Regions from separate parts of the Homo sapiens genome. Here all the other regions are linked to region 1. A link is a loop called in an ENCODE intact Hi-C map of the cell type or tissue named here. Cell type or tissue: mammary epithelial cell. All regions are shown on one strand. Each heading gives the region's core, and the rest is flanking DNA. Links, peaks and the distances in the headings are about the cores only.

Region 1 (4,365 bases), core at 190-4,189:
TTTAGCACTTATGATTTCCATATGATGCTCCTCCTTATGAGTTATTGAAATATATTTTTAAAGGCATCAGGAAATTGACAATTTGCCCTGAGAGTAGAAAAACAGATGGAAACCTACTTTATCACTTTGATATGCACTGGTTTAATGTGATTTCTTAGCAATTTGGGGCATATTAGACTGTCTTAATAAATATGTTTCATCCACTAAGTCTTACCAATTTATGCATTTTGTCCATTTTACACCTAGGTTTCTGTGTCTCATGTTCCCCAGAAGGCCTCTCTGTTTTCCTGTGATGATATATAAAGAGCAGAGATCTTGGCTTTTTGGCTTACTCTGTTTAATGTCACATTCAAAGTGTCATTGAGTAAAATTTTCTCATGTATATGTAATTGATAATAATAGCTGTACTGGAATTTACCTCCTTTGCCAACCCCTTAATGAAATAGTGGGTCTAACTGACAGTCATCAATGTACAAAGACCTGCCCCCAAAAGAGACAACTGGACATCATGAGCCTCCTCATGGAATATTACCACCTATAAAATATTATTACTAAAAAAAAGTGGAATCTAGATCAGATCAATAAAACACCACTTTGTTGGAAAAACAAGAATCAGAGGACTATGTTAACACTACTGAACTGCAATCAGCAAAACCAGAACCTGGAAAACTAGACAGAACAAATGCCCCAATTTCTTCAATAAATTGCAAGGAAAAATAAAAGAGAAAAGTTGAGAGGGGAGAGTTCTAGACTGAGAGAATTAAGTGATACATCAATCACATGTGTGGGACCTGTTTGGATCCTGATTAAAACAAACAACTGTAAGGAACAAGCAAACAAAAAGAATAACAAGAACAACTTTATGAGACAACCAGAAAAACGTACCTGGATATTTCCCGATATTCAGAAATGATTGTTGATTTTTTAGATGAGATAATAGCATGACAGTTATATATATATATATATATATATATATATATATTTTTTTTTTTTAAAAGAGTCCTTTTCTTTAAGGGCTGTGTACGGAAATAATTGTGGATTAGAGGACAGGAATTTCGGGATTCGTGGCAGAAAGAGTGGAGTGGGGATTACAGGAAGAAATAAGAGAGGCCATGGATTGATGGTTATTGTAGCTGGTAGTGGACACATGGGGGTCCATTGCTCTCTACTTTTTCAAACTGCATAATATTTGTAATTATTTCTGAATTAATAAAAACTTTCCTTTGCTAATGCATCTAAGTTTACTATCATACATGTTATAAAATTAGTAATTAGTGATACCTACTAATATTCGGAACTACTCAACAGTTTACAAAACAGTTAAATTTATAATCTCATTTCTTCCTTCTCAGTACTCTTTGCCGGGATAGGTGCTGTTGGAATCCCCACTTCACAGATGAGGAAATGAAGTTCAGTGAAGCTAAAGACAATGCCGCTGTAAGGGGCGGCGGACTAGAACTTAAGTCACAGAACTCCAAATTCCAGGCTCCTTCCCCTACACTAAAAAACTTTTAAAGAAGCGTAGGAGTGTGGGGCTCAGCGGCTCACACCTGTAATCCCAGCACTTTGGGAAGCCGAGACTGGTGGATCACCTGAGGTCAGGAGTTGGAGACCAGCCTGGCCAACATGGTGAAACCCAGCCTCTACCAAAAATACAAAAATCAGCCAGGTGTGGTGGCGCACGCCTGTAGTCCCAGCTACTCGGGAGGCTGAGGTAGGAGAATCACTTGAACCCGGGAGACGGAGGTTGCAGTGAGATCGCGCCACTGGGTCCTTTTTTTTCTTTCTTTTTTTTTTTTTTTTTTTTTTTGACGGAACTGTTCAGGACCTGACAAAGCAGCAGCTTTAAGAGTGGAGGAGCTCTCTTCGGCTGGGGAGATCCTTACTCTCCATGGCCACCAGATGGCGAAGGCTGCCCGCGGCCCAGAAGAGAGAGGAGCCTGCAGACCCGCGCGGAAACTCTGCTGCGGGACCTGGAGGCCAAGGGTGAGGCGTGGGGTCCTCCTCCACTCCAACTGTGTGGGGAAACCTGGGTAGAACTTAAAGTTACAAAAGTCATTGTGCAAGCCCTGCTGTCCCCACAAGGGCTTATAGGAAGGGGTTCGGAGCTTTTCAAGGAGGCAGGGGAAAATTAAACTCGTGTCTCTTAATGTGTATTTGGTGGGAGGGGAATGCTGCCTGAAATAATGCATTGCTTCGGCGGCGGTCAGAGATCCATGTGACGCGGGGGCACTTTAGGGACCATTGCTGAGGGCCTGGTTAGCATTTGGGCAGCTGAATCCTTCCCTTGGCGAACTCCATACGTGCCCTCGGCGACACACAGAGGACTCCCAGAGTTGAAGAAGGGGGTGGATGTGTGTGTGCGCACTCGCCCACGTCTCGTGTTTTACTTTTCATTTAAGTCGTAATAAGGAGAAATTCGATGACCAGCAAGGCTGGAGTCCCATCGTCTTGTTGGGGGAGAGGGGGGAGAAGAAAAAGGTGCCTGTAACTTCAGACTGTCCAAGATATCGCTTAGCTCCTGCGCCCGGAAGAAAATCCAGCGCAGGTCGGGTTCCGGCGCGCGGAAGCCCTGCGAACCCCAAATGTGTGCGCTGAGCCGAGGCCTCTAAGCGGTAGGAGAGAATCTGACCTCCGACATTCTTTTCAAGACACGCGCCGGTGGACCGGGTCCTGGGATTGGCTTACTCCCGGGCTGGACCTTGGGGTTCGCATATTTGAAAGCGTAAACTTGAGGAATGACGGCGGGGTGATGGGTATTTTATAGAGTGGGACTCAATCGTGCTCAGCAACAGATTTCTCCAAATTCCCTTTTAAAAAGAGCCTCCCAGAGCTGTCGAAATCTCCGCGGGGTGAAAGCTAAACTTTTGGAGTCGCTGTGTAGCCGGGTAGAGGACACGGCGGCGCGAGCCGGAAAGATAAGTGTCCAGGCGAATGGGAAAGGAAAGATCTTAATTTTTGTTCCTACTGTTAGCTGAATGTCCATAAAAATCAAAGGGAATGCGGGGAAGTTTTTATTCCAGAGCGTTTCCATGACACCCGCAGAGATTTAAAAAATTACATTCCTCCCCCTACGCAGGTTTAATTCGGAAAGAAGAGACTGCAGAGGAGAGGGAAGACCGTGAGTCTGCTTTCACCTAGGTTTAAAGCGAATCAAAGACGGCTGTAAAAAGGGAAACCGGGACCAAAAACAGATTTGGAGCCTCGAAACTCTCCATTGAAGGTTTGGAAGATACGTTGCTGCAGACTTGAAACCGGCTCCAAATCCGGCCCAAACATGGGCTGAAAATATGGCGCGCTAATCTGCTGCTTCCCCTCCTCCTCAAGTTCTTTCTGACTCTTCCCACCTTTCCCAGTTTCCCTTCCAGACGTCTGCGGCTCCCCACTCCACCCCCAGGATAGCTACTCTACATCCCGACAATTCCCAGCTTCTACACCCAGGAGGAGGAATTCTGGAACCACCCAGAGCGAACTCGTGCCGGGGCGGGGTGGGGACCGGAGGAAGGTCCTGCTCCGAATTCTCTCCAGAGCAGAAAAGAATTCTAGAGGCTACATGTGGGCTGCTTTCCCCCCTTCTTCCTTTTTTCCCTCGCAAACCAACAACCAAAAAGTGTTTGGTGATGGAAAGAACACCAGTGGAAAACGGCAAATAACAGTATTTCCAACTCCGAGTCAGGTCCTCTTTGCACTGCTTTTTCCTGTTTCATTGCAATTTATTGATTTTATTGTGGTTTTTTGTTTATTTGGGGCAAGAACGGAGATGTGAACCAGGACGAGCCAGCAGACCCCCGAGCCAGTATCTCCTCCCTGGGCAGGGAACACCGCCTGCACCGGTGCATACTAGGAGACCCTGGCGGAGAATGTAAACAAACCGGGCGCCGAGCCCTTGATCTTTATTTAAATAGAGGCTTGTTTATCGGTGTCATCCTAGGAGGATTAATTAGATACATCTCTTCACAATTTGGTGTCTGACACTCCATCTTAGGAATGCCTTATCATAAGGTGTTAATTGGGGCCACTCAGCCACTTACGTTTCTATTAAACACTGTGAGGGACTTTTCACAAGTACCAGGTTCTTTTTTACTGTACGATGCAAAAACATACAGGACCCGAAATAGACTAGGGCCAGAATCTGCTATATCCCGGCAGTGATTAGCACTTTGGGGCTTTCTAGAGGGCAGAAATAGGAGAGCACTGTTTTCGAAATTCCATCGCATCTCCCAATATTCGGTGGTTGGATGCAGATGTAAGGGGGCTGTTGGGGGTGTGGGGAAGGCGCTGACCAGGATAGGGGGGCTATGAGTCTCCCTTCCGGAATCTAAATCAGTCATCCACAGTACATATATCTTAAAAAGCACATCTTCA
Region 2 (4,365 bases), core at 213-4,212, 580 kb before region 1:
TGAATCTCTCTATAACCCTTCTTTTCAAATTGTGGTGCAAAGCTGGAGGAAGCTGCATAAAATAAGAAAACAATCATTATAAACAAATTGTTAACACTACACAGCTGACTACAAAAAGCATTCGCTGAGGGCCCATGTAACAATATTCACTCAATAGGACTATGTAAGAATTTAAATTTTACTGCAAATAGCATGACTAGATGCTATAATTTTTACCCTGCGATTCAGAAGGAATATATTATTTTGCTCTTTTTCAAATGGCTGCTTCCATTTATCTTATTGTTTCTTCATTGATTGATATTATTTTTCATTTAACAAATTATTCATTAATTGCACACATATACTGAATTTTGTGAAGAACAGTCTTGACACAGAATGGTGCACTTTTATCAGATGTTTAGGTGCTTATAATATGCCTAGAACTATGCCAAACACTGTAGCCTTGGTACTATAGGATCTGACACTTTGGACCAGGAAATACATATCTGCTTTAGTAGTATATATAGTCAGATGCCTGTCTTGGAGTGCTCCTGAAAATTCAGCTGCAGAGAGGTCAGATTTAGGTACCAATCATTCCAGAAGAAAGAGAGGATAGATTAGCATATATTAAGACCAGACTAGGATGAGTTACATTTAGTAAGTGAGTAGTAGAAAGTCATGGTAGGACCTTAGAAAACATGGTAACAAAAAAAATGGGGATTAAAAAAATGATTTGTCATGCTTTGTAGGTTGGATCTCTACAAGAAAATCAAAAGTCCTGGAAAGCACAGAAAGATGAAGTGACATTTAGAAGAAGGATAATAGAAAAGAAATTGGGTCAGGATTAAAAGGGTCTCAGAGTGGAAATAATATTTGGTTTTGTTTAAATTATGGAAAGAACTTGAAGGGAGAGAAAGAGGAACCAGTCAGAAAAAAGATGGCTAAGTGGAAAGGAAAATGTGATAGTAAGAGATCTCAATATTAAACAAGAATATAATTCAAAGCTCAGATCAAAAGAAAGAAGAATGTATCAGAAATAATTATTACCCCAACCCTGCTCTATTTTCTAGGCTCCTTTACAGGCTTAGTTAGTACCATGTGACTACTTTTGGTCAATAAAAATGATGTGTGTCACTCTGAGGATAAGACAATTCAAAGTCAGTGTGTTTTCTCCACCACTGTCCTCCCTACTGCAAGGAGCTTGGCATTACCATCCTATTCTGACTGCACAGCCACAAGAAGGAACAGGGCCACCTGAGCAGCCCGAATGGAACTGAGTAAGAAATAAACCTCTATTGTGTCAAGCCAAGGAATTTCAGGGTGTAACTGTTCGTTCAGCATGACTTAACCTTATCTTATTTACTCAAGTTTTGTCAGACAGGAGGACATATAAAAGATAATGGCAGAGCAAAGAATAGGGCCTACAGGGAGGGGCTCACAACACTGATTGCACAGCCAAATAAAAACTTTTCATCATCCCAAATATAGTAGAATGTAGGGCCCATTATGAAGTACTGTAATTATATAAAACAGGAAAATAATTCAATTGAAAAATGTTTTTAAAAATATATCTTTGGCTGGGTGCAGTGGCTTATGCCTTTAATCCCAGCACTTTGGGAGGCCGAGGCAGGAGGATCACCTGAGGTAAGGAGTTCAAGACTAGCCTGACCAACATGGAGAAACCCCATCTCTACTAAAAATACAAAATTAGCCGGGCATGGTGGTGCATGCCTGTAATCCCAGCTACTTGGGAGGCTGAGGCAGGACAGTTGCTTGAACCCCGGAGGTGGAGGTTGTGGTGAGCTGAGATAATGCCATTGCACTCCAGCCTGGGCAATGAGAGCGAAACTCCATCTCAAAAAATAAAAAATGTATCTTTTATCCTAGTGTTTGAGTCAAAATACGTTAATTAGCGAAGAAATAAGACTCTTCTGGAGATACTGAAGCACTTCAGTGTACTCTGAAATGTTTTGTAGGTTGGCAGCACTGAGTCTCCTCTGACCTCTTTTCAGGTCAATATTATAGTTTCTTTTGCCTTAATCCAGATGGGATCCCTTCCTCGGCTCCCAGCAAATAGTCATAATTATTATTGTCCTTTCACATGAAATGAAAGGAGGAAATTTAAAAAAATGTGGAATAGAGAAAGAAAAGAGAGGAAGGGGGGTGCAGGGAGAGAGAGAGAGATTTCTCAGCATTAAGGAGCAAATCAAAGACAGATGAGAAGGAAAATGAGTATAAATGATATATGTGTGTGAGAGAGAAAAGCAAAAGAGAAATGAATTTAACTTAGAATAGAAACAGACATGAAGGTGAGGAGCATGTGCATGTATATTCCTAGCAGGAAGATGGGATGGAGTAATGAGGGGACCAGAAAGTACCTGGACAGAGCACAGGTTTGATAATTCCCTTTTGTAATGCACCAAAAGTTGCCACTTCCCCAAACCAAACACCAGAGGGCAGTGTTGGCCCAGAACCCTCTAGCTGCTGCCCAGCTGACTGCAAGGGGCTGTCAAACAGAAAGGCAGCGAGCCTTCTCTGCTATGACAAACTTTTGAAAGTGTGGAACACCAGTGGGCTCATAGCTTCCTTCAAAGGGGACTTAACCCACTACTGGAAGCTATGAGTATCAGATTATTAATTCAGGTACTCTGAGAATTCTTGCGATTTATTTAACTTGAGAAGCCTCTAGTTAAGTTAGAATTGTTTTTACTGCTCCTGATGGTCTGAATTAAGCCTCAAAAACTCATTTGAGTAAGTTAACATTCAGTCAACTTAAGCTGCATATATATTAGAAAGCTATTGATCTTACTGGAATAATTATTACAATGGACAGCACCCCATCTTTGAAGTTTTTTCATACAAGAATTTAAAATTTTACACAAAATGATGACTCATGCATAGTTTAATTGCAGGTGATATAAACATAATAATATATTATACGTAAGGACTATAATACTAAGAATAGAATATTAATGTCTATGATTCATTTGAGCCAGACACTATGACTACTCATTTATGCGCAGTCTCACTTTTTTCTCCACGACAAACTTATAAAGCAAGTACTATTTTATAGGTGAGGAAGTCAGAGCTTAAAGACATTATGTAACATGCAAGAATACTTTCTGAGCAGCGTCTTCTAGCACAGCCATTATTCTAGAACAGATGCCACCATGACTAGCATTACTGTAGGATAGCACTTTATAGTTTAGAAACATTTTCAGCCAGGCACGGTGGTTCATGCCTGTATTGCCAGCACTTTGGGAGGCAAAGGTGGGAGGACCGCTTGAGCCCAGGAGAGTTCAAGACCAGCCTTGGGCAACATGGCAAGATCCATCTCCAATAAAGAAACAAATAAACAAACATTTTTACATACTTTATTTCATTTGAGGCAAGTAGTCTCATAAGCTCCCCCATCTTACAAATGAAGAAAGTGACTCTTAAAAAGATAATTACTTCCTCAAAGTCACACACCTAAAAGCTTGGTTTTTGTTTGCTTGTTTTTACTATACTACACAAAGTAACAAAATAATGAAAGCCGATCTGCATGTTTTATACTAGGTTTTCTCAAACTTGCATAATATTAATATTGGAAAAGAATATATAGATTTCTACATATGGAAGAATATATGGATTCTTTTAAAGAACTTGCTATATTCTCTAGTATCTCCAAGAATACATCAGAAGACTATCCATTGTTCACAGGACTCCATTTGATAAAAAGTGATTTAAGTTAGTTCCTAATTCTATTTTTTAAAAAGTTATTTTGACATTACTGCATAAGAGGATATTTCCCTAAATGCTAAAACAGAATGTTCAAAGACTGTTATCAAACTAAATACACAAAACATAACACTTCTCTTAGAATTTACAAACCCTGAAAATGGCAGTCAATTTAAGAAATACAACTTTATCCTAAATATCTTATTCTGTTAAATCTAGGTCACCCTTGCCATTAGTACAGGAGATCCAGATGAGCAGGTATGGATGGTTCTAGTCTTATCCATCACTACTGCTGAAAAAACACAGAACGTTTCACCAATGACAGTCAGTAGTATAATTTTCATTGGAGGACAACACATTGCTATTCTGAACTACATTTTTTTCCATTGGCAATAACTGTGGTTGTGAAGACAAACAATTCAAAGGCGCTTCAAATAAATGGCTTGCCTGTTCTCTAGGAGATCGATTTTTTTTTTTTTTTTTTTTTTTTTTTGAGATAGAGTCTTGCTCTGTCACCCAGGCTGGAGTGCAGTGGCGCCATCTCATCTCACTGCAAGCTCCACCTCCCAGGTTCACGCCACTATCCTGCCTCAGCCTCCCGAGTAGCTGGGACTACAGGCGCCCACCACCACGCCCGGCTAATTTTTTCTATTTTTAGTAGAGACG
Region 3 (4,365 bases), core at 119-4,118, 400 kb before region 1:
TGAAACAAAAAATGTTGACCTGTGTATCACCTAGAATCATCCTCTAGACCATGAGCAGCATGTGTTAACACATTTTAGGCAATCTTGCTCCCATATACACTAGAAAGTGGCTTCCCGGGATATGAAACTCAACAGGTTTCTGAAACTTGGCTCCACATGGCTACAGTCTAAACAGTTTTGCTATAAATATAGTCTGTTTTGACCTACAATGGCAATCATATATGGTTCAAACTAATATAGCCCCACATGCCATATGGAATTTATATGTATACATATGTACATTTTGTTTATTTCTGTTGACTTATTTATAAATGCACACCTAGGGTGTATTTATACATAGCTGGGGCTTTTCAAATAATATTTAAGTAATAAACCTAGTTGGTATTAAATGGCATAGGAAAAAAAAGAAAAGAGTTCCAGAAAACTTGTATTTATTATATCTCTATTAACTTGTAATGCTGGTAAAGAATATAAAAGGGTTGACAAAGATCCACAATCTCAGGCCAGGCTGGTAGGTTTGTGGATTCTAATTACACATGACTTAACCGCAAAGGCTCTGAACTTCCCTAATGTGAACTATTGCCATAGGGAGCTGAAGCATTAACTCTTTCAGGGGCCACTCACCTTGTGGGCTCCACTTGTGGTGACCCATTCTCTTTGATCTTTGACTGCAGCAAGTTTTTGAAAAATATCTATAAAGGAAAGAAAGAGCGCAAAGAGGCATCCAGAGATTAAAGGGGGAGTACTTCCAGGAGCACAGATCTGCAGTGCATATGGGCAGGCAGAGAAAGGTCAAAGGGAACACAGCACAAAAGGAACAACAGATGCAGGAGCAGCATGGCTACTTTTTTACCCCAAGAATTACTCCTCAAGCTCCACTGGTATTTATTTTCTAATATTATTGTAATAATGAAATATAAAAATACCAAAAAAGGCAAACCTCTCTTTCCACTTGAAGTTCCTTAACATCATTACCAGTTCAAAGTGAGGCCTATTCTTCAAAGATCCTCTCTGTGAAGATTTCAACTTATAAAGAAGAGAGGGAAGGCCAGCAAATGAGAGGAACCTGCACGTTTCCTCAGCTGAGGAAAATAGTCATCCTCAAAGAGACTTCCTAGTGCCCAGGGCTTGCCATAAACTCTTCTCTCCCTGGATCTGAGAATCACTGTGCTGCTCCACAAGCAGATATGAAGAGCCAGTCCAGTCACACAAAGAAAACGGACAGGCATCCCACACGGCAGGACGTCTGTGACTCATCAAAGCTGGAGTGCAGGACAGCAGGGCTGGGAAGAGCCTCCAACGGGAGAAGATTGAGTGACTAAGGAATACCTCACACTCACAGTCCAATGTTTTCACATTCGCAGCATCAGATAAGGTTTGTTGTTATTTTTCTTTTTCATGCTCTGGATGTTTCAGATTCTATGAGGTAGGCAATCATGATTAACCCAACTTTATAGAAAAAAAACTGGATAGTCTCTGACATTTTAACAGAAATAAAAAGACGCAAAAATAGATTTTACCAAAATTTGCTTTTATGGAAGCCTCTCTTGCATTAAATAAATTGTGCTTTTCAAGGTAAAGGTTGTAATCTAAACATCTTTCTTCTGGCTGTATGTTGCCACTGAATATAACAATTGGCCTGGATGCTCAACACCTGAGCTGTGTGTGCGAACATTAATAAATATTTAAAGTATCCTTGTTTCCTGCTGCAAACACCATACTGCTTTTTCTAGCAAGTCCACAAAAATGGCTGTGTCCCTGCAATAACACTTACATGTCATGTTGACCAGCTTGTCCACAGTGTGCTGCTCTTCTCCATAGCCGAGGTACTCATTGGCTACAATCTCCATATACTGCATGAAGGACCAAACCAACAAGCCAGTCAGGACACCAAAAGCACCCAAGGAAGCAAGGAACAAGATGCTGCAGTTCTTAAAATAAACTGTAGGTGGCAAAACAGATTCATCAAATAATACTCTCATGCTCCTGGAACAGTTATCGCTCAAGTGCAAAAGGTGACTGGGTTTCTAGATTCTTTGGCTTCTCTTGCGTGCTATGAAGTTGAGGGAAAGACCATCTCAAGACTCTATAAACTCTCAAAAGTCTCAAAATGACTCTTAACTAAGTAAGTTTGTTGTGTAATTTAGTATCCAAATACAAGATACATATAAGATACATAATACATAGTATATAGAATGTTTATTCTTCAATGTATCTTTTTAGGAGAATTTTTTATAATACATTGTATATATTTTACTGACGTATATAAGCTCTGAATATATGTCTAACCAGCATACATGCAGTTAGCAATAATCAGAATAAAATGCGTACTGAGTAGTCTGATAATTCTCACTGTGGATAATGATTATAATAAGAAACAGGCTCAGGGAAACAGGTAATTTCTAATATTATAATGGAAGTTAAAATGGATAAGAAGATGCTTTGTAACATAATCTTATGAAATATTAAGTTATTAAATGAGGTACACCTCTAGTCAATTTAAAAGGTTCTTGAAAACAAAAAATAAACATGAATCAATTTTCTAAGAATATAATAAAATAAAGTAGATTTAATGTTAAATTGCCACCAACTTAATCTTCCATTAATTATTCAGAATGAGTTTGCAGGGCCACATGTTTATTATGAAAATCATTCTTTCTGTAAACATTATACAGGTTTTAGGAGACTAGCCTGTTCCAACTCAAAAACGTGATCAGAAATTTTGTTTTATTCCAGCCTGGCCAACATGGTGTAACCCTGTCTCTACTAAAAATACAAAAAAAAAAAAAAATGATCCGGGCATGGTGGCGCATGCCTGTAATCCCAGCTACTTGGGAGACTGAGGCACAAGAATCACTTGAACTTGGGAGGCAGAGGTTGCAGTGAGCTGACATCACACAACTGCACTTTAGCCTAGGTGACAAAGTGAGACCCTATCTCAAAAAAAAAAAAGAAAAAGAAAGAAAAAGAAATTTTGTTTTATTGTATTAATAAATGCAAGCCTCTGAGTTGCTCAGTATATATATTCACTTGCTTACCCTCGCTCAGTAGTTAGCAAAGCAGAAAAATAAATAAGGTCAAGATCATTCCTTTCTTTGTCATCTATTTATTAGTATTTTAGTGAGCACAGTAATCATTTTCTTGTTTGAAAATGTTTTGAACATCTTCATAATCAGTTTATTATCTTGCCAGGCCCAGTGGCACACACCTGTAATCCCAGCTACTCAGGAGGCTGAAGCAGGAGGATTGCTTGGGCCCAGCATTTTGAGACCAGCCTAGGCAACATAGTAAGACACCGTTTCAAATATATATGCATATATATATACATATTTCTTTTCCTCCCACCATATGGTATATACAATGCTAAGGGCTTCAGCCTTCCAGCCATCGCCCCTTTTGTTGTTGTGAGGCGGAGTTTCGCTCTGTTGCCCAGGCTGGAGTGCAGTGGTGCAACTTCAGCTCACTGCAACCTCCGCCCCCCAGGTTTAAGCAATTCTCTGCCTCAGCCTCCCGAGTAGCTGGGATTATAGGCACCTGGCACCATGCCTGGCTAATTTTTGTATTTTTAGTAGAGACGGGGTTTCACCATGTTGGCCAGGCTGGTCTCAAACTCCTGACCTCAGGTGATCCACCCACCTCAGCTTCCCAAAGTGCGAGGATTACAGGTGTGAGCCACCGCACCTGGCTGCCTATTTCTTATTATTACTAGCTAAAGACATGTGACCTTTTATAGCACTTTCTCATTTCATCAGGCTGAGTAAAGTGAGCCCAATTAGCCAGAACAAAATGTGGTGGGTTCCTCCCTGCTCTGTGAGTATCATGCCTCACACTCACACTTAACGCTGTCTGTCCCTCTCTGGGGCAGACAGCATAACATAGGAAAGCCACCTTCTGTCACATACCCTTTTAATTCTTGCTCATAGCAGGCACAAAATGAAAAGGCAAGACCAGCCACCACAAAAGGAATCTTACCTGAGCTAGGTTTTCAATCCCACCCAAGCTATGGAGTATTTCCTAATAAAATAAAAGCAACAAAACACATGTAAATGATGAGGGTGGAGGGGGAAGTATATTTTACATGCAATTTCTTTACTAAGTTGTCATATTTATAATTATATTGTGAAGGTCTACATTCTAATATAAATACGGAAAACTTACAGTATGTCATTCATACTACCTTTAAAATAAACTATTAATAAATATGAAAGTTGGGTTGAGATCAAGAGAATAAATCTGTGCTCAGAACCGCAGCCTGCCCCTTCATTCTTCTTAACTCCTCCTGTGTCATCATAAAATGTTCGAGTTGAGAAGAGCCATTAGACACCATTTCATTCAATATTCTCATGTTACAGATGAGGAAAACCA
Region 4 (4,365 bases), core at 215-4,214, 380 kb after region 1:
CATATGCTTGGGCAGACTCAGCAGTCTTATCGTCATAATAAAGACAGAAGGGCCTTTTAAAAGAATACTTTCAGCAAAATTTCCAGCATGGATTACTCTTTTGGGTAAATGGCTCAAACATTGAATTTTCCCATTTCCCTAGGGCAGGTAAAGGAGTGAATTTTCTCTGAATATCTTCTAGCTAGACAGTGTCCTAACAATGTCCTTAGGGGGAAAAACGTTCTTTCATTTGGAAGCATGTATTGTGAGTAGGCCCATCTGGGTTTCCTCCCTGTGAATAGAAACACCAAGATTTGGCCGTTTTCTGATCTTTGATTATATGCAGGCCTGAGTTCTAGTCCTGGCTCTAACTCAAACTGTGTACTATTGGGGACAGATTCAGTTCCTTACAAGTGCTGAAAAAAAAATGGTGAAGGGAAAGCTTGCCAGGGAGAATCAAGCAGTAAGTCTGGGAAATGGAGGCAGGCACGGGAGGCCTCTAAGGTAGCAATGGTGGAGGAAGATGAGCAGTAAGGAATGATCATTAGATTTGGTGATTTGAAGGTCAATAGTAACTTTTTTCTGTCTTGGTCACTAGGTGCTTAATAAATATATTTTGAGTGAATGACTTAATTATCAGCACAATTTGTTGAGCACCCCTTGCCCAGGAAGCACCATGCAAGGAGTCCAGAGTACTCAGAAAAAGAAAATGGGCTCCTGCCTACAAGAGAGTTGTGAGAGTACTCGCCAAAGAGTAAAAACTAGCCAAGGTGAAACAACTGAGCAAGACAGTCAAAGATGTAATGTGAAATGAGGGAGCAAGATGAGTTCTTACATAGTGATAGGATGCCTAGTGTGTATTGCATTCCATAGAGGGGCTCCCCTCCCTCCTGAAGTACAGGGGAACAAACTATGGAAAGACGGAAGCTGGCTTGTCTTTACCACTGCTGTGATCACCTAAGGTTCAGTAGATGCCAACCAGTGCAGAAAAGCTGTGCACCCGGGGAGGCCCCACCCCAACACGGTGAAAACCAGAGGACTCTGGAACCAGGCCTGGATTCTGGCGGCCCAGAGGTAGAGTACTTGATTTCATCACTTCTTTGTCTCTCTGCATTATGGGGCATCAGGACTCTCTTACTTGGGCTCCATCTTCTTTCATTATTTCTCATGTGGACATGTGGGATACACACACACACAGACACACACACACACACACTCTATATATAATAAATATAATAAATGCTATATTATTATTGTTTTATTTCCAAGGCAAATATTCAAAAGAAATTCTACTAATGTGTTATGTGTGAAAACGGTTATGTGTGAAAACTGTTAGTTTGAGAACAGAAACAGAAGTACGGGCCCTGTCTGTCACATCCATCACTATAATCAACTTCCTCACCATCCCATCCCTCAATAAGACATGTTTTAAAATCTTCATCATGATTTTTTTCCTTCTTTCCTCCTTCAATTCTCTTTCTTCCTTTCTTTCTCTCTCTTTCTTTCTTTTCTTTTGAGAAGCTGCAAGTGCTATTGTGATGGGCTTGACCGGAAATTACTGAAAAGTGACTCTTTTAGTTGAACATAGAAGTAACAGTGCTTAAAGATGTTTTATCAGTGGCTAAACACTCTGACCAAACTTTAGAGGTCAGGGGGTTAAGAAAAATATTTTTTCACTTTTACAAACCTGTGAACTTCAGCTGTGTCCTGTTGGTTTAGAAGCGGAAGAGAGGAGAAGAAATTACCTTTAGTAAGTGTTGACTAGATTTCAGGCTCATTAACCAAATTATCTCAGTTAACTCTCTCTGCCACCTTCAGGTAGGTATTAATATTTACTTTATAGATGAAGAAGAGTGTTGTTTAGAGAAGATTGGCAACTTGCATAGGATTACCTAGGGAAGGAAAAAAATCAGAAGGCGTGTTCTATGACCTTAAAACACATCCAAAATATTGGTGTTTTTTCAAGCTGTGGGTCAATAAGTCAATTTAATGTATCATGACTAGAGATTTTTAATTAAAAAACAGACTAAAATATATTTGAAAATATCCAAGTACCATTTCCTAAAGCTTTTGCTTTATCTAGTGTATGTGTGTGTGTGTGTGCGTGTGTGTGTGTGTGTGTGTGTGTGTGTGTGTGTACTACGTTATGATGAAAAATGTATTTCTCCCTGAGTTGTAGTCAAGTTTGAAAGCCACTGCAATTGCCCATACTGGTGCTATACAGTAAGAAAAAAAATGTCTAGTTAATTGTCATTAGGGTAATTACATAATTTATAATCCAAACAAGAACACTTCGGAAAATGAAGGAAATTTTATCATTAACTACAGGAGGTTAGCAGACTTAACAGGGATTGTTCTGGGAAAAGTTAAATGAGCATTCACCCCAATAAACATTGCTATGGTCTGAATGTTTGTGTTCCTCCAAAATTCATATGTTGAAGATTAATCCCCAATGTGTTAGTATTAAGAAGTAGGGTCTTTGGGGAGGTGATTAAGTCATGAGAGTGGAGCCCTCACAAATAATATTAGTGCCCTTGTAAAAGAGGGCTGGGGGAGTTTGTTTGCTCCTTCCACCATGTGAAGATATAGCAAGAAGGATGGAGCCCTCGCCAGCCAAACCCCACCACAGCCTTGATCTTGGACTTTCCAGCCCCCAGAACTGTGAGAAATAAATTCCTGTTGTTTATAAATTACCCAGTCTAAGGTATTTTAGTTATAGAAGCCCAAAAGGACGGAGACAATCACCCACATCCCATCCCCATATCTTACATTTTAGCAACAAAATGACTGGTAAAAATAGAGAATACATTTAGGAGAGAATGTGTGACATATTTTGTACTCAGGGAGGTAAAACAACTATTTCAGGTTACAGATACATGTTTTTTCCCCAGCACACTATTAAAGTTCTAAATCATTGTATAATGGTGCAAAGAATATATTCTTTCTCCTATTCAGAGACTGCAATGTTTGTCAGCACAATCTGGCATTATTAATGCTTTGTTAGTAATTAAACTATGAAAATATCGAATAAATACCCATAATGTAAAATGACAACTTTCTTGTAACAGGGGCATATAGGGTATCACAGTTTTGTGCTTGTAACTAATTCTATGCAATACCTATTGCATTTTTATGGATAACAGCAAAAGCATTGTAAGTTTAACTTCACCCGTTTATCTTCACTACATTTTACAACATGTGTGTGATATCAGTATAAAGGCTGACATTCTAAAGTAAATGGCTGGATAGCAATACATGGAGGATCAAAGATCATATGACTTATACTATGTGAAAATATGAATGTTCCATCTGCAGACAGTGCTTAGTGACTTTTGGAGAATGTGTGGTCTTTCATCATTCCCTGCTCCTCTTCTGCTCACCATTGATACCTGCAGGAAAAGAATAAAAAATGTCAAGTTATTGGGAGTACCCAGCTTTTTTGCTACCATATTCCATCCGGGTTTTTTTTCCTGTAATTTGTTCATTTAATAGATGTAATTATGATCTATATGCTAGTTACTGTGCTAAAACACTAGGAATAGAAAAATGAATTAGAATTTTTCTCAGCCCTTGAAGGTTGTATAGTCCAGAGAGAGAGGAGGAGAAAGAGAGAGAGAGAGAACAGATAAAACACCACACAATATGACAAAAGCTATAAGAAATGAGCAGAATTCTGTGGACACTCAGATTGCTAAAGAGACTCTGCTGTGGACTGAATGTGTCTACTCCAAAATTCATATGTTGAAACTTATCCCCAATTTGATGATACTTGAAGGTGGGGCCTTTGGGAAGTAATTAGGTCATGAGAGTGGAACCCTCATGAATGGGATTAGTGCCCTTACGAAAATAAGAGACATGAGCTCTTTCTTTCTGCTCTGTGCCATGTGAGGCTACAACAAGAAGGTGGCCATCTACAAACCAGGAAGTGGGTCCTCATCAGACACCAAATCTGCCGGAACTTTTATCTTGGGACTTTCTCACCTCCAAAACTGTGAGAAATAAATGTTTGTCATTTAAGCCATCCAGTCTATGGTAATTTATTATTGCAGCCCACACTAAGACAGACCACCTCTGCCTAGGGAAGTCAAGAAGGCACAGAAAGAAAGAGAGAGAGAGAAAGGGGAGGTGGGGTGGGGGTTGGGCAAAGAGAATGTATTGTTTCTAGCAGAGGAAAAAACATGTGCATGGCCTGGAGTCCTGAAATGATAAGGTATGTTCTGAGACTGGTATAGCTTCTTACAGAGGAGTACTGGAAGTGAGGTTTAGAATACAAAGTGGTGCTAGATTGTGAAAAGTTATGTTACAAAGCCCATGTGTATTGCACAGATAGAAGTCAGATAATAGATAATGTCAAGTGTGGGAGGAAAATAATCGAGATTAATTTTT
Region 5 (4,000 bases), core at 1-4,000, 620 kb after region 1:
TTTCTTAGTAGTTCAGCTTGTACTTGAGTCACCAGATGTAAATTAGACATTTCTCTCTTCAGTTCCCAGTATGCATGCTGCATATTATCACTGAAATAAATTTTTTTACAAAAAGTTAATACTCATCATTCTTTTTTAGACAAAAGGGAATAACTTTAGAAATATGCAGATCAAGTTTCTGCTCCAATTAGTTTTGAGATGATGTAAACTGAAAAAAACAATTGAAAGATATTTAACTAGGGCATTAATAAGTGAAAAGATCTTGAAAGAATAACACTGTCCATCTGATATGTAGCAATTAACTATTATATTAAACGGTATAATAAAAATAAAATTATAACTGATAAGAGCTTCTTGCAGAGTCTCAGAACTGAGATTTCATTTTAGGCTGTAATGTGCAGCTATTAATTAGTAAGTAGTAAGAAATACATTCTTTATTTGCAAATCTGATTAAGAGTAAAGTTACATTCATTCAAATATGGATCAATTTGTATTTATCTTTTGATTGTTTTGACACTGTGAATTGAAATGATATATCAACTGCTGAATATATATCCAAGTCTACATTAAAATAAAATTTAGGTTTCATGCATTACATTCTTTATGTTTGACTGGGCTGTCTCATAATGTTGGTTCTAAACCAATGTGACATGACAGCACAAGACATGAAGAGCCAGATGATTTCCTGGTAAGGAAAAAGAAGCTAGAGAGGGAAGATTATATGAAACAGAAATAGAAACTTCAAAAATGCCTCTCCTGTTTTTATAATTAAAAGTATTTTACCTCAATTATCTAAGAAATTATAATTAGTGATTTTAAATCTAATTTTTATAGATTTTGTTTTCCATTAAACATTCATATTCAGACATTCATGATTTTCTTTTTTTGCTGCTTAATTGCCAACTAAATGAAATTAAAATCTTCAGCACATATTCTCATTTTGTTGTACAGGAATATCACAAAATATTAAATGTAAGACTAAATCTTATAACATTAAAAAAAAATTATTACCCCTTAGATACTAGTGTAATTTTAATAGTACAGAAATCAAACTAGACAAACGTGTCACCTTATGCTTCAATTTTTGTGTTGCCATAAACACTTAAACTTCAAAAGGATAACATTTTTGAAATCTAATATCTCAAATTACAGAATATAGTTTATATTTAATATATAATATATAAAATATTTTGAATTCTGTAAGGTGAAATACCTTTTTGTCAATAAACTTTACACTGCTTTTCAGAAAAATCTGCTTTAGTCTGTTGTAAACATCATTTGTTAAGTTGTAGTATATTAGAAATCAGAGCTCTTTGCAAGTTTTTAATAGGTGTCAAATAATTAGTTCACAAAATTAACCATGTCTACTTCACCAAAAAACATCTGAGTTGTTTGCTACAATGAATGTTTCACATAGGAACCTGTCTTAAGTGTGAAGAGAGTTGTTGGTTTCTTGGTACAATTCTAGGCATTCAGTATGCTTTCCGAAGAGTTACTCACATTATATAGCAGTAAGTGTAAACACTGAACATGTGCTAATTCATTCATTCAGTCATGGTATGAATAATACAGCTTAAAAATAGTTTATTATTGGTGCGAGACAGTAAATCAGTGCCTGTTTTAGAGAAAAGAAGAGCAAATACTGAAGACAGTTCTGAGTACTAAAATACACAGCTAGGCATGGAAATAAACAATTCTAGTAACGTTTACAGTGCCTAATAAAAACTTTTCAGTTCAATTTAATGAAGACTGCTTAAAACTTAGGTTTAGTTAAAAACTAGGTCACTGAGTTTAATACACATGTAGTCTTGTTTTTTGCTCTTAATGTAACCTGAATTTAAAACTACAGATAGACAAATCTAAAATTATTACTAAGTATAGCTCTCCCTCTTGTGGATAAGAAAATAACTGCAGTTAGTGTTTCCCACTTTACAGTTAACATTAAAAGTGCTACAATCTTCAAAGTGTGTAAAAAATTATTTTAAATTCTATCTACTTGAACAAAATGTTTAAACCATTATTTAAATGATATTGGAAAAGGCAAGTTGTCATCCCTAATTTTTAGCAGGCTTCCAATTAAACCTCTTATCTAGGTATTTCAAAGACAATGTATAGATTGTGACCTTCCTATCCTCACCGCAGTTCCCCAACTGGGAGTATAAAGTTTAGTTTTGCTTTAAATGCCACACAAGCAAAATGCTAGTAATATATATAGTTGTCTATAAAGAACTTATACAACTACTTAAAATATTGAAATGTTACACTGAAACTTCTCAAATGAGAACTCTAAAAACAGATAAAGCACAAATAATGATGGCTGAGCACTTATTATATACTAGGCACTTCACCTACATTGTCACACCAACTTGGTAAAGTGAGTAACCTCATTTTACACACGAGGAAATGGGTTGAGAAGTCTACTCCAGTCTGCCATGTTGCTGTTCAAAGCTGTCTTTCACTTAACCCGGTCTAATGACTGATCACTGCCCTTTTGGAGTAACATTTTTGATATCATCATCAATTACCAAGCACCTACAATATGCTGACTGCCAACACAATCTTATAAGTTTTATACTTCTCAGTATAAAACTTCACATCTCTGACTTTTAAGTGAAACCTGCATGTCCACAACTGAAGGAGGGAGTACATGTCCTGCTTACAAAGTGTAACAGCTAAAAGCCCAGCTTTCTTAATTGACACTATATATGGAACTCTTTAATACACAAATAACTATTCCTTGTATAAGAAAAATCCACTTACTTGAGTTTCTACTTCAGCCATACATATTTTTCTTTAGCATTTGAAAATTTACTGAACTATTACATCCTCCATCATCACAGTAGAATTAAACTATGGGATATTCTTAGCCAAGAGTTATAGACTTAAAAGTGTGTATTTTGACAACTGCGGTTCCCCCCAAACAAGTGGCTCTCATTTTTTATTGCAAGGCACAGCAAGAATCATTTTACACTGCAACCCAAAGAAAACAAGTTCTAAGAAACCATACTTACCCTTATTGTGTGTAATGCACTCTGGTATTGGTGTGTTCTTTCTGACTTATTCCATATTTTTATAATGCTTATTATAACTAATAAAATTTCACAGCACTAAGGAAACACAGAAGAGCCTGATAAACACTAACCTAATCTTTTTTTTTCTAAACCTGGAATTTACATTTTAGGAAGTCATCTGTAACACAGTTCCACAATGTAAGTTTACAGATGATGAGCAAAAGAAGTACAGCGACTCCCTGTCTAGATCTGGTTTAAAAACTGAAGCCATCAACCTAAAGCCAAAATCAAAACAGGACACTGGCAAGACATTGGTTAAATTTCTGATAGGGCTATTATTGTTAAATGATGTTTTATACAAGGAGTATCATATAAAAGGCCTCCAGTAATTAAAAGGTTCACTCTATCTTAAGATAGAGAAACAGTATACTACACCTCATTTGCCTAGCAATATGATGGAAGAAATACAAAAAAGGAGAGTTCCAAAAAAGCAAGTTATCTAAATAACTGAAAAATATTCCTTAAAAATATCTAAACCTTTAGTTAATGGTTTAATGGAAATATCCCTATATACTTTCTCCAATATAGTAAACTAATCTGTCATCTGAATTGTTCCTCTTAAAAGTGGATGAAGTAACTTACAAAGATTAACAAAACACAAGAACATAAACTGCAAACAGGCAGAAATGATGAGGCGAAAAATAGAAAACAAAACAAAATGCAGTGGAGAATGAGGTTAACATAAAAATGCATGATAAAAGTTGACCAACAGTAGGCCACAAATTTGGTTATAAGTTTTCTAGTACATAACCAGAAGAGAGAAACCTAATCAGTTTTGCAGTTCACATTGTCTACCTGATACAAATGCAAACCAATTTGCAAAAAACCACAAGTGTATATGAGCACTAAGAGAGCCACTGGAACATGCTGTAATTACACAATTCTTTACATACATACTGTTGGTATGGCTTTAACGTGAAGTAACTTTT
Region 6 (4,365 bases), core at 159-4,158, 570 kb after region 1:
AATTTATTATCTAAAGCACTCTTCTATATAAGCCATAAGTTTTTGGCTGTTTTTGTTGTTAGATTTCTGTGTGTGTGTGTGTGTGTGTGTTGGCTATTTCTTGACCTTTACTTCCCTTACTTCCATCTTGGAGGTTAAAAGCCAAATTATCTAGGCTAGGTGTCAGGTTCTTTTCCAGTAGGCCAAGGATTCTTAGCAAACTCTTAGGGAATAAGAAAGTATGCTCTGGCAGCCGTAAACCTTGACCTCTTTTGTATCCTGTCAATTATATGGCTGCTTCCTTTACTAACCCTGTTGCACACAAACTTCACCTTCTTTAGCAGCTTCTTCCTACTCTGTGTTCCATCAGTGCATTCTTTGATGTTTCAGTTTTCATATATGGATTCTAATCCAAATGAGCAGAAATTGCTTTGTGATTATTGAGATTCCTAAGTACTTAGGATGTAATGCTAATAATTAATTGATGAATTTAGTGAAGAAAATGATTGTGACATGGAGAAAGAGTCTTTAACCAGCATGTGTGTGTATTCTCTGTCCTTACCAAGATGATGGTTCTGTTGCTGAGTACAGTAGCTAAGGAGGTACTGGTGACCTTCTCTGCTGGGGAGGAAGGACTTGTGACACAAAATACATATTTTCCTTCAAAAGCTGTTTATGGATGGAATTATAATTTTGTTCCAGTTAGTGAATACATATTGTAGTATGAGATAAAGAGAGTTGATTATGTAAAAGTCTTATTTGGGTTAAAAAAAAAACACATGACTTTCTGTCAAATATCACATGTTCTCACGTATAAGTGGAAGCTAAGTAATGTGTACATAAGGGTACAGAGAGTGGAATAATAGACATTGAAGACCAGGAAAGATGTGAGGGTAGGAAGTGGGTAAGGGATGAGAAATCTATTGGGTACAGGGTACTGTATTCAGATGATGGTTACACTAAAAGCCCAGACTTCCTCCCTACACAATATATCCATTTAACAAAGCTGCACTTGTACCCCCTACATCTATACAAATAAAAAGTGAAAAAAAAAAACCCATGACTTTTGGACCAAGTTATCAGTTAGTTATTATTATTCTGTATATTGTCCAGGTAAATTCTCAGCATTTTTTTTTTTTTTTGAGACAGAGTCTTGCTCTGTCGCCCAGGCTGGAGTGCAGTGGCGCGATCTTGGCTCACTGCAAGCTCTGCCTCCTGGGTTCACGCCATTCTCCTGCTTCAGCCTCCCGAGTAGCTGGGACTACGCGCCTGCCACCACACCCGGCTAATTTTTTTGTATTTTTAGTAGAGACGGGGTTTCACTGTGTTAGCCAGAATGGCCTTGATCTCCTGACCTCGTGATCTGCCTGCCTCGGCCTCCCAAAGTGCTGGGATTACAGGCATGAGCCACCGCACCTGGCAGCATTTTCTTTTATGCTACCTTTTTTGGTACATACATTTTATACTTGTATATGTCTAATTTTTGAGTTTCATTAAAAAAGGCTGAATCTAAGATATCATTGTTGGCCTTGCTAGCTAGTACATTTTTATATTGATAGAATAACTTTTTTTGCTATGTCAGTATTTTGTGTGGGCCTGTTTGAATATCAGTACTTCTTTCTAATGAAATAGCGTTAACTTAGTCGGGCAGCAAGGAACCTCTTGACATTTTGACTTTGAAGAAGCATTGTTTTTCCTGTAGTGTTTTATACTGGATAGTTTATATAGGGTTGTTATTGAAATTGGATTCTTCACTTTTTTCCCTGTAAGTTTTAACATGTCATTTAGTGAATGTAAAGTTATGCAAAACGTTTATATTAAATAGACTTGTTAAGTATGTCTTTCTTATCTGCTACATGATTCCTACTGAGAGTGTTAATATTCACATATTCATTTATGAAGTCTGTTATTCAGGAATATACCTATTTGTACCATAGTCTTCATTGTTGAATGATTGCTGTTAAAGAATGTATTACATAATGATATTTTGCATTAGTGAATGGAATATATCAATTTTCTTCTTTCCATTTCCTTTTTGTATTAGAGGAAAAGTTCCAAGATATAAGGAAGTAGGTCATGGTATCTATAAACTGCTGAGGAACTGAAGTGTATATTATGAAGTAAAGATTGAAGCTCAGTTGCCCTCTAGGGGTTCAATTTTAACACAGCACATGTAGAAATAATTTACTGAGATCTTGGGGGAAGGGTAGATCTGCTGAATGTGGGAGCCTATTTTTCATTTTCTGTTAGAGCCTGACTGGTCATTAAAAAGCTGGTTTTGATTATTTATTGCAAAAGAGAAGAATATATCCCAGTTTTGTAATATACAGACAGTTTAATGAAACATCCTTTTTGTTTGCTTAATTTTAAAGTCAGGGCTTTTGTGCTGGAATAATCCAACCGTCAACACATTTTCAGGTATTATTTGGTGACCAATTCTCGGATTCTTCCTAACACTCTTTTGTCTTCTCAGTGTCACCTCTATAGCACTTTTAAATCAGCTTCCTCCCTTATTCTGCCCAAATCCAAGAACAGACTCCAGTGAAGTGGCTTCTTCATGAATCCTCTCTACGTTTTATGAGATGTGATCATCATGAAACTTTTCCTTTTGGTTTCAGCACCTTTGACTGGCATCTTTGTCTGGATTAGTAAGACTATTTCTCTCAGTTTGAAACAGAATGGCTACTGGCTCTCTAGTTTAATTGATACCCAACTTTGTATTGATTGAGGTCCACATAATTTATGTTGGAATCTTTCTCTGGTGCAAAGTGCTCTACTTTGTAATTGCAGAGTTAGACTCCTACTGTTTTGGTAAGAGGGAGCAAATTTTTTTTTCCTATTATTGAAAATGTTAACTTTGACTTGTGTAAATAGTAAATATGTTTATTGTATGTGCAGATATTTACATGTTTTAAATAAGCACATTTCTATACTAAATTTGAAAATTCACATGGTTATTGGTATACTTTAAAAAGATTTGTGTGTTTTAATATATGCTCTTTTATTCCCTTCGAAAGATGCTATAAACTTTACTCCTTTTAATATATATTGGTTTTTATTTTTACCGTTATATTGAGCTTTTCTATTTTTTTCCTGATGATTTTGGAAAAACCTCCATTATTAATGGTCAGAATCTTTAGTTTTTATCATTGATTTATAGTAATTTTATTTTTAAAGTTCAGTTTTTATGTGTTATTTTACACTCTGAAAACCATGATTGAATTTCAATGTATATTAAAATATTAAATTGGCTATAATATAGCTCTGTGCTGTCCAGTATATTAGCCAGTAGTCACATTGCCTATTTAATTTTAAATTAATTAAAATTATATAAAATTTAAAATTGAGTCTCGTAGTGGTACTAGCCACATTTCAAATGCTCAATAGCTGCATGTGGCTTGTGGATACCACATACGACAATGCAGACATCAATCATTTCCATCGTTACAAAAAAAATTATTGAACAGCTCTGGTATTGATATATGAATCTTCTTCAACGTGTTTTTAAAAATACGTTAATACTGGTAGTTTCCTGTGTAAAATGAAACATGAAAATGTTATATGTCTTTATTTTATTAAAAGATATTTTGGAAATAACTAAATTAAAAATGATCACATGTGAAGTGAGTTTACCTTTATCATAAAGAGTAGCATATATTTCTGATTATGAGCCAAGTGATATCAAATAATTTAATAAAATTATATATTTTGACGTGTGTAAATACATCTACTTTATCTCCATCTTGTGGTAGAAGTATCTGAAAATCCTGTTAAGAATATCATTAAAGCTTATTCATTTTTACATTGACTTATCCTTGCTCTTTCTCATTACCGTAAATGTAACATTAAGTGTTAAATGTTTCTTTAGGAAATTTTGGGTCTTACTAAAGGAGCCAACTGAAAATAATTTTAGGTTTTATAGTTACTATTGAAGGTAAATGTACAACTGCAACTGCCACATTTTGACTGTGTGTTGGAATATTAAAACAAGGAATATAAACATTTAAATCATAGTTGAGAGGAAAAACAAAAAAGAAAGCTTTAGCTGCTTCATTGCAAATGTAGCTTTGTGTTGTTAAAGAGGATTATGATGAATACATTTGTGTGATAAATTTATAAAGTTTGATAAATTGTTTCATACTGACTAATATTTTTTATAATTTTTATTTTTATAATTTTTTAAAGTATACTCACAGTCCTTTTGTGGATAATTATGATTGTAAGAATATTTTTGCAAGTAAATGAAAAAGTGATTATTAAAACACTTTGTAAACTGTAGCATTTTATACAAATACATAATCTTATCTTTTAAAAATATATAATATGAAATATTTGGTTGGGAAGACCATCTCAGAGGTTTAAAAACATATTTCCAATCAGGTCTAT
Region 7 (4,365 bases), core at 210-4,209, 180 kb after region 1:
TAGGAAAGTGTGGACACTTTTCCTCTCAAACCACTGGTTTTGTTTATGACCACATGATTATGATTTTGGGTGATAACTTTACCTACCTTTTCTTCATCTCATGGTTTCTTAACCTGGGGCACTACTGACATTTTGGGACTGGATAATTCTTCAGTGGAGAGAGAGGTGGGGAGGAAAGGGGGGCAGTCCTGTTTTTATAGGACTGTTAGCAGTATCCCTGGTTCCTCCCTCCTGCCCCCACCCCTGCCATTTATGAAAACAGAAAATGTCCCCACACATTGCCAAATGCTAAGTATCCTATATAATAGCAATATCAACTATGTATTGAGTGCAACTATGTGCCAGGTTCTGTACTATGCACCTTATATTCTCATAACAACCCAGACAATTAGGTACATGTTGTCCCCGTGCCACTCAAATGTAAGATCCAGGAGGACAGGTACCATATGTCTAGCTTATCAATGTACCTCCCAAGCTTTTGCACAGTGACCAGCACATACCTGTGTACACCACAATGCCCAGGTAATATTCTTTAAAATGAATCAGTGACTGAAATTTACTAAAGAAGATCATTTACTTCTTCCTCTTGTAAACCAAGTTTTCAGCACATTCTGTTTTCTCCACTTTCCAAATATACTCAGAATGTATTCATCTCCCATCACCTCAAAACTACCACCCTGGTCCAAGCCAGTATGATCTATCACCTGGATAATCGCAGCAGCCTCCTAATTGGTCCCCATGCTTTTGCCCTTACCCTGCTGTAGTCTATTATTAACCCAGCAATGAGGGGATCCTTTGAAACATAAGACAGATGAGATAACTCTACTCAATACCTTCTAATGGCCTCCCATCTCAGAATGAAGTCAAAGTTCTTTCAGTGGCCTACAAAGTTCTGCATGATGTATTCCCTGTTACCTCTCTGAATTTATTTCCTTCTAGTCTCCCTTACACACTCAGGTCCTTCTACATTGGCCTTCTTGTTGTTATTTAGATATGCCAAGCACACTCCTACTTCAGAGCATTTGCATGAGCTGCTCACCCTGCCAGGAATACCCTTCCCACAGCCCTCTCTTTTAAATCTTTACTCAAATGTCATCTTCTCTGTGAGGTCTTTCCTGGGCACTCCAAACTTGCACTCCTCCTGACTCTCTTTGCTACTTAATTTTTCTCCATTGTCACCCTCCAATGAACCAGAATGTAAGCTCCATGAAGAGGGATTTCTATCTGTTTTGTTTGCCATTAAATCTCCAGCATCCAGTATTAGGCATACAGTAGGTGCTCAAATGTTTGCTAATTGTTAAAAGAAAGAATGAATGAGTGAATAAAGACACAGAGATGTGAAGTGGCCAGAGGCTGACAGCCTCTAAGTCCTATTCTTCCAGTGATTCCCAAATTTGGCTGTGCATCAGAATCACTTCGGCGAGAAGGGTATGATTGTTAAAATGCAGATTCCAGGGCTTTGTGCTGGACCTTAGGAGTCAAAATACAAAAGAGGAGGGTTCAGGAGATTGTAGTTTACAAAAACTCCCTGGAAAACCCTATGCAGCTCATTTGCTGGCTCAGTGGATCTATAAATGGAAACTTAAGGAGTGATCTGGGAGCCACCTGCAGCAGAACCGGCTAGGTCAAAGTCTGGGACCTCCAGCCAGCCTCTCAGGCTGTGAATCCTTACTCCCCTGCCTACTAGCCCTACTACTTTTCACTTTTATTTTTCCTTTCTTTCCTTTTTTTTAATTTTTGGTTTTTATTTTTTGAGATGGAATCTTGCTCTGTTGCCCAGGCTGGAGTGCAGTGGCATGATCTCCACTCACTGCAACCTCTGCCTCCAGGGTTCAAGCCATTCTCCGGTTCAGCCTCCAGAGTAGCTGGGACTACAGGGGCCTACCACCACACCCAGCTAACTTTTGTATTTTTAGTAGAGATGGGATTTCACTATGTTGGCCAGGCGGGTCTTGAACTCCTGACCTCAAGTGATCCACTAGCCTCGGCCTCCCAAAGTGCTGGGATTACAGGTGTGAGCCACCTCACCCAGCCACCTTTCTTTCCTTTTTCTAATTAGAAACTCTTTGAGTCAAGGACCTCAATATCTAACTGTGCTACATTTTCTCATAGTAGAATCCCTTGTCTGTAATTTCTAATTGGATGACATTGGTCAAATTATTTAACTTCTTTATCAGTTTCTCAGTCGGTAAATTGGGGATAACACTAGTCTTGATCTCATAGGATCACTGTGAGGATTTGAAATTCCAGAATAGTCCCTGATATATAGCAAACATACAATAAATGTTAACTATTATTATTGTTAACACCACTCATTTCTAGGCTCTAGCCCAGATCATGAGATCAGCATCTCTGGAGGGAGGGCTCTAGGACATTTAAAATGAGCATTCCATGTGATTTTGGTGCACACAGAGGGTTAACCTGCCCTGCCTCACTCCGCCCCATGGGGAGTAGGAGCTACTGTTCTACAGCCTTACAGCCAAATGTTCAATAAATGCTGGAAGCAGCAGTGATCTGACCCCTTGTGGAACACAAGAGACTCCTGGTCTTGCTAGTAATAAGGCAAGGTCTGGAGTGGCAAAGTAAGCTTGAAGATGATTTAGCCTAAACCCTCATTTTCATAAATAATGAAGCAGGCCCCCAAAGTGATTTCGTAACTCATGTGCTAATACTTCAAAAATGAAGGAATAGGATTCCCCTATAGCCTTGTTATTCAGTGCAGTCCAAGGACCAAGAGAATCTGTATCACTGGGAAGCAAGTGTGTCAGATATGCAGAATCCCAGTCCTATTCCAGAATTACTGCTCCAGAAACATTGGTCAAGACCCCTGGTTCTCAGACTCACTGCACAGTGGAATTATTTGGAAAGCTTTACAAAATACTGGTATCTCAGTCTCATCCCTGGAGATGCTGATTCATTCAATCGAATGTAAGAATCGTACTACACGTATATTTATACAGAAATATGAATACATATATATGCTATCTCATCTCTGGCATTACACGTTTTATTTAATAAAGGAAGAGATGAAACAAGAAGGTTAAATTTAAAAAAGAGAGAAAAGCAAAAGACCTAACACCTGCCATCCAGCCACCGAACCACAACATCACTTTTCATTGAGTAATATGAATTTTAAATACTAAAAGCATATTTTTCCCCTGTTGACTTTGCTCACGCTGGTATTCATTTTCAGATCTACCAAAGTGGATGACTACATTTAGCCTTGTGTTTTTTTTCTTGTTTTCCCCAATTAGATTGCTGCTAAGGATTTTTCCCTTTATAAGCATCTTTTATAAAGAGAATGAATAATTGTCTCTTGAACTCATCCCATTATCTGTCTGGCACTTCAGCTCGCTCTTCTGTGACCCAGAGATAACTTCTAGCCTATCTTATTTGTGAGGAAAGTATATGAGATAATAAAGATGAAGACACTTAAAAAGGATAAAGGAGCTTAAGACCAGTTGAAAAGAGGAAATCTTAATATCATTTTGTTTGTTGAGGACTAATGCACCAGGCATTGGGTAGTTTAAATATTTTGCGTCGTATGTTCACACTAACCCTGCAAAGTATTACTAACCTTGTTTTATAAATGGCAAAACTGAGGCTCGGAGAGATGCAGAAACAAACTCAAGGTCACACTGCCAGTAACTGAGAAAGCCAGTTTTCAAACCTAGATTTCCCTAACCCTGACGTCACTTCTTTGAGCAGCCATTCAAAGGCATGCATATGATATTATAGACTTTGTTATTAATTATATATAATATATTATTATTTAGATATTATAGAAAGTGCAATGTCAAAGGAAAGGAATAGACAAAGGGCTATAGAATTAGAAGGGAAGGAAAATATGTTGTAAGTTGAAGTAGCTCACACTTCAGTGAGTGTGTAAATTATTTGGCAGATAAATTCCAAATCAGAGTGGTAGCCCTCTCTGACTGGCTCTACTAATTTAAAATAGAATCATTTAAAGAAATTATTAGATATTCACCAAAATTTTACAGTGAACATTTAATTTATAAACTATATTTATCTGTCTAGACATATACTTCTGAGAGGTACTGAAAATGGGCTTGTCTTAAGTTGAATATGTGTATGTCTGTATGGTGAAAGTTGACAAAAGCAAGACCTTCAGAGGAGAGGACATATCCCAACTCTCCCATTCCCTTCGCCAACTTCTCTCTCTCTTTCTCTCTCTTGCTCTCTCTTTCCTCCTTCCCCTCTCCCTCTCGCTCTCTCTGAGATATTTCAAAATGAGACAAGACAGGAAAACTTTTCTTAAGAGGCACTAGAATTAGGCTTATATTCTCAAATTTACTGGTTATCCATTTTGTCTACATGTTGGAGCCACCTGGACAGCTTTAAAAA

What was found. Peaks named below come from ENCODE experiments on the same cell type or tissue, not always from the same donor. Only the 100,000 strongest peaks of a DNase experiment are listed, where the experiment ranks them.
Region 2: a loop joins it to region 1, with 23 times the contacts of the local background. A loop is called at or near these places in 2 of 110 quality-filtered maps.
Region 3: it touches region 1 in a loop (5-fold over the local background); 2 of 110 quality-filtered maps call a loop at or near these places.
Region 4: it touches region 1 in a loop (9-fold over the local background); 10 of 110 quality-filtered maps call a loop at or near these places.
Region 5: a loop joins it to region 1, with 16 times the contacts of the local background. A loop is called at or near these places in 93 of 110 quality-filtered maps.
Region 6: a loop joins it to region 1, with 9 times the contacts of the local background. A loop is called at or near these places in 37 of 110 quality-filtered maps.
Region 7: a loop joins it to region 1, with 10 times the contacts of the local background. A loop is called at or near these places in 11 of 110 quality-filtered maps.

The regions. Positions count from the first base shown.
Region 1 is chr3:27,710,336-27,714,700 of GRCh38, forward strand. It overlaps LINC02084 (long intergenic non-protein coding RNA 2084), which reads left to right and starts at 2,584. Exons shown (of 2, transcript XR_007095851.1): 1 at 2,584-2,707; 2 at 2,822-4,065. It also overlaps the pseudogene KIAA1143P2. RefSeq lists enhancers at 2,397-3,082, 3,754-4,365. In mammary epithelial cell, for the core only: a CTCF peak has its summit at 1,915 (motif pointing right); a DNase peak (open chromatin) is centred at 1,916; H3K4me3 peaks cover 1,705 bases.
Region 2 is chr3:27,131,939-27,136,303 of GRCh38, forward strand. It overlaps NEK10 (NIMA related kinase 10), which reads right to left. Exons shown (of 36, transcript NM_001394966.1): 32 at 1-52. Among named protein-coding and RNA genes, the nearest start is that of NEK10, 240 kb to the right of the region's middle. RefSeq lists a silencer at 2,360-2,519. In mammary epithelial cell, for the core only: a CTCF peak has its summit at 2,440 (motif pointing right); no DNase peak of the experiment used is centred there.
Region 3 is chr3:27,310,325-27,314,689 of GRCh38, forward strand. It overlaps NEK10 (NIMA related kinase 10), which reads right to left. Exons shown (of 36, transcript NM_001394966.1): 7 at 3,973-4,014; 8 at 1,775-1,853; 9 at 625-692. Among named protein-coding and RNA genes, the nearest start is that of NEK10, 57 kb to the right of the region's middle. RefSeq lists an enhancer at 524-1,723. In mammary epithelial cell, for the core only: a CTCF peak has its summit at 1,938; DNase peaks (open chromatin) are centred at 1,267 and 1,937.
Region 4 is chr3:28,087,995-28,092,359 of GRCh38, forward strand. It overlaps LOC105377008 (a long non-coding RNA gene), which reads right to left. Exons shown (of 3, transcript XR_940674.3): 3 at 1,223-3,368. Among named protein-coding and RNA genes, the nearest start is that of LINC01967, 62 kb to the left of the region's middle. In mammary epithelial cell, for the core only: a CTCF peak has its summit at 1,771 (motif pointing left); no DNase peak of the experiment used is centred there.
Region 5 is chr3:28,326,861-28,330,860 of GRCh38, forward strand. AZI2 (5-azacytidine induced 2) reads right to left here. Exons shown (of 8, transcript NM_022461.5): 7 at 1-90. Among named protein-coding and RNA genes, the nearest start is that of ZCWPW2, 20 kb to the right of the region's middle. In mammary epithelial cell, for the core only: a CTCF peak has its summit at 1,893 (motif pointing left); no DNase peak of the experiment used is centred there.
Region 6 is chr3:28,284,664-28,289,028 of GRCh38, forward strand. The region is part of intron 2 of CMC1 (C-X9-C motif containing 1); the gene reads left to right. Among named protein-coding and RNA genes, the nearest start is that of CMC1, 45 kb to the left of the region's middle. In mammary epithelial cell, for the core only: a CTCF peak has its summit at 2,129; no DNase peak of the experiment used is centred there.
Region 7 is chr3:27,886,271-27,890,635 of GRCh38, forward strand. No RefSeq gene overlaps it. Among named protein-coding and RNA genes, the nearest start is that of LINC01981, 54 kb to the left of the region's middle. In mammary epithelial cell, for the core only: a CTCF peak has its summit at 2,497; no DNase peak of the experiment used is centred there.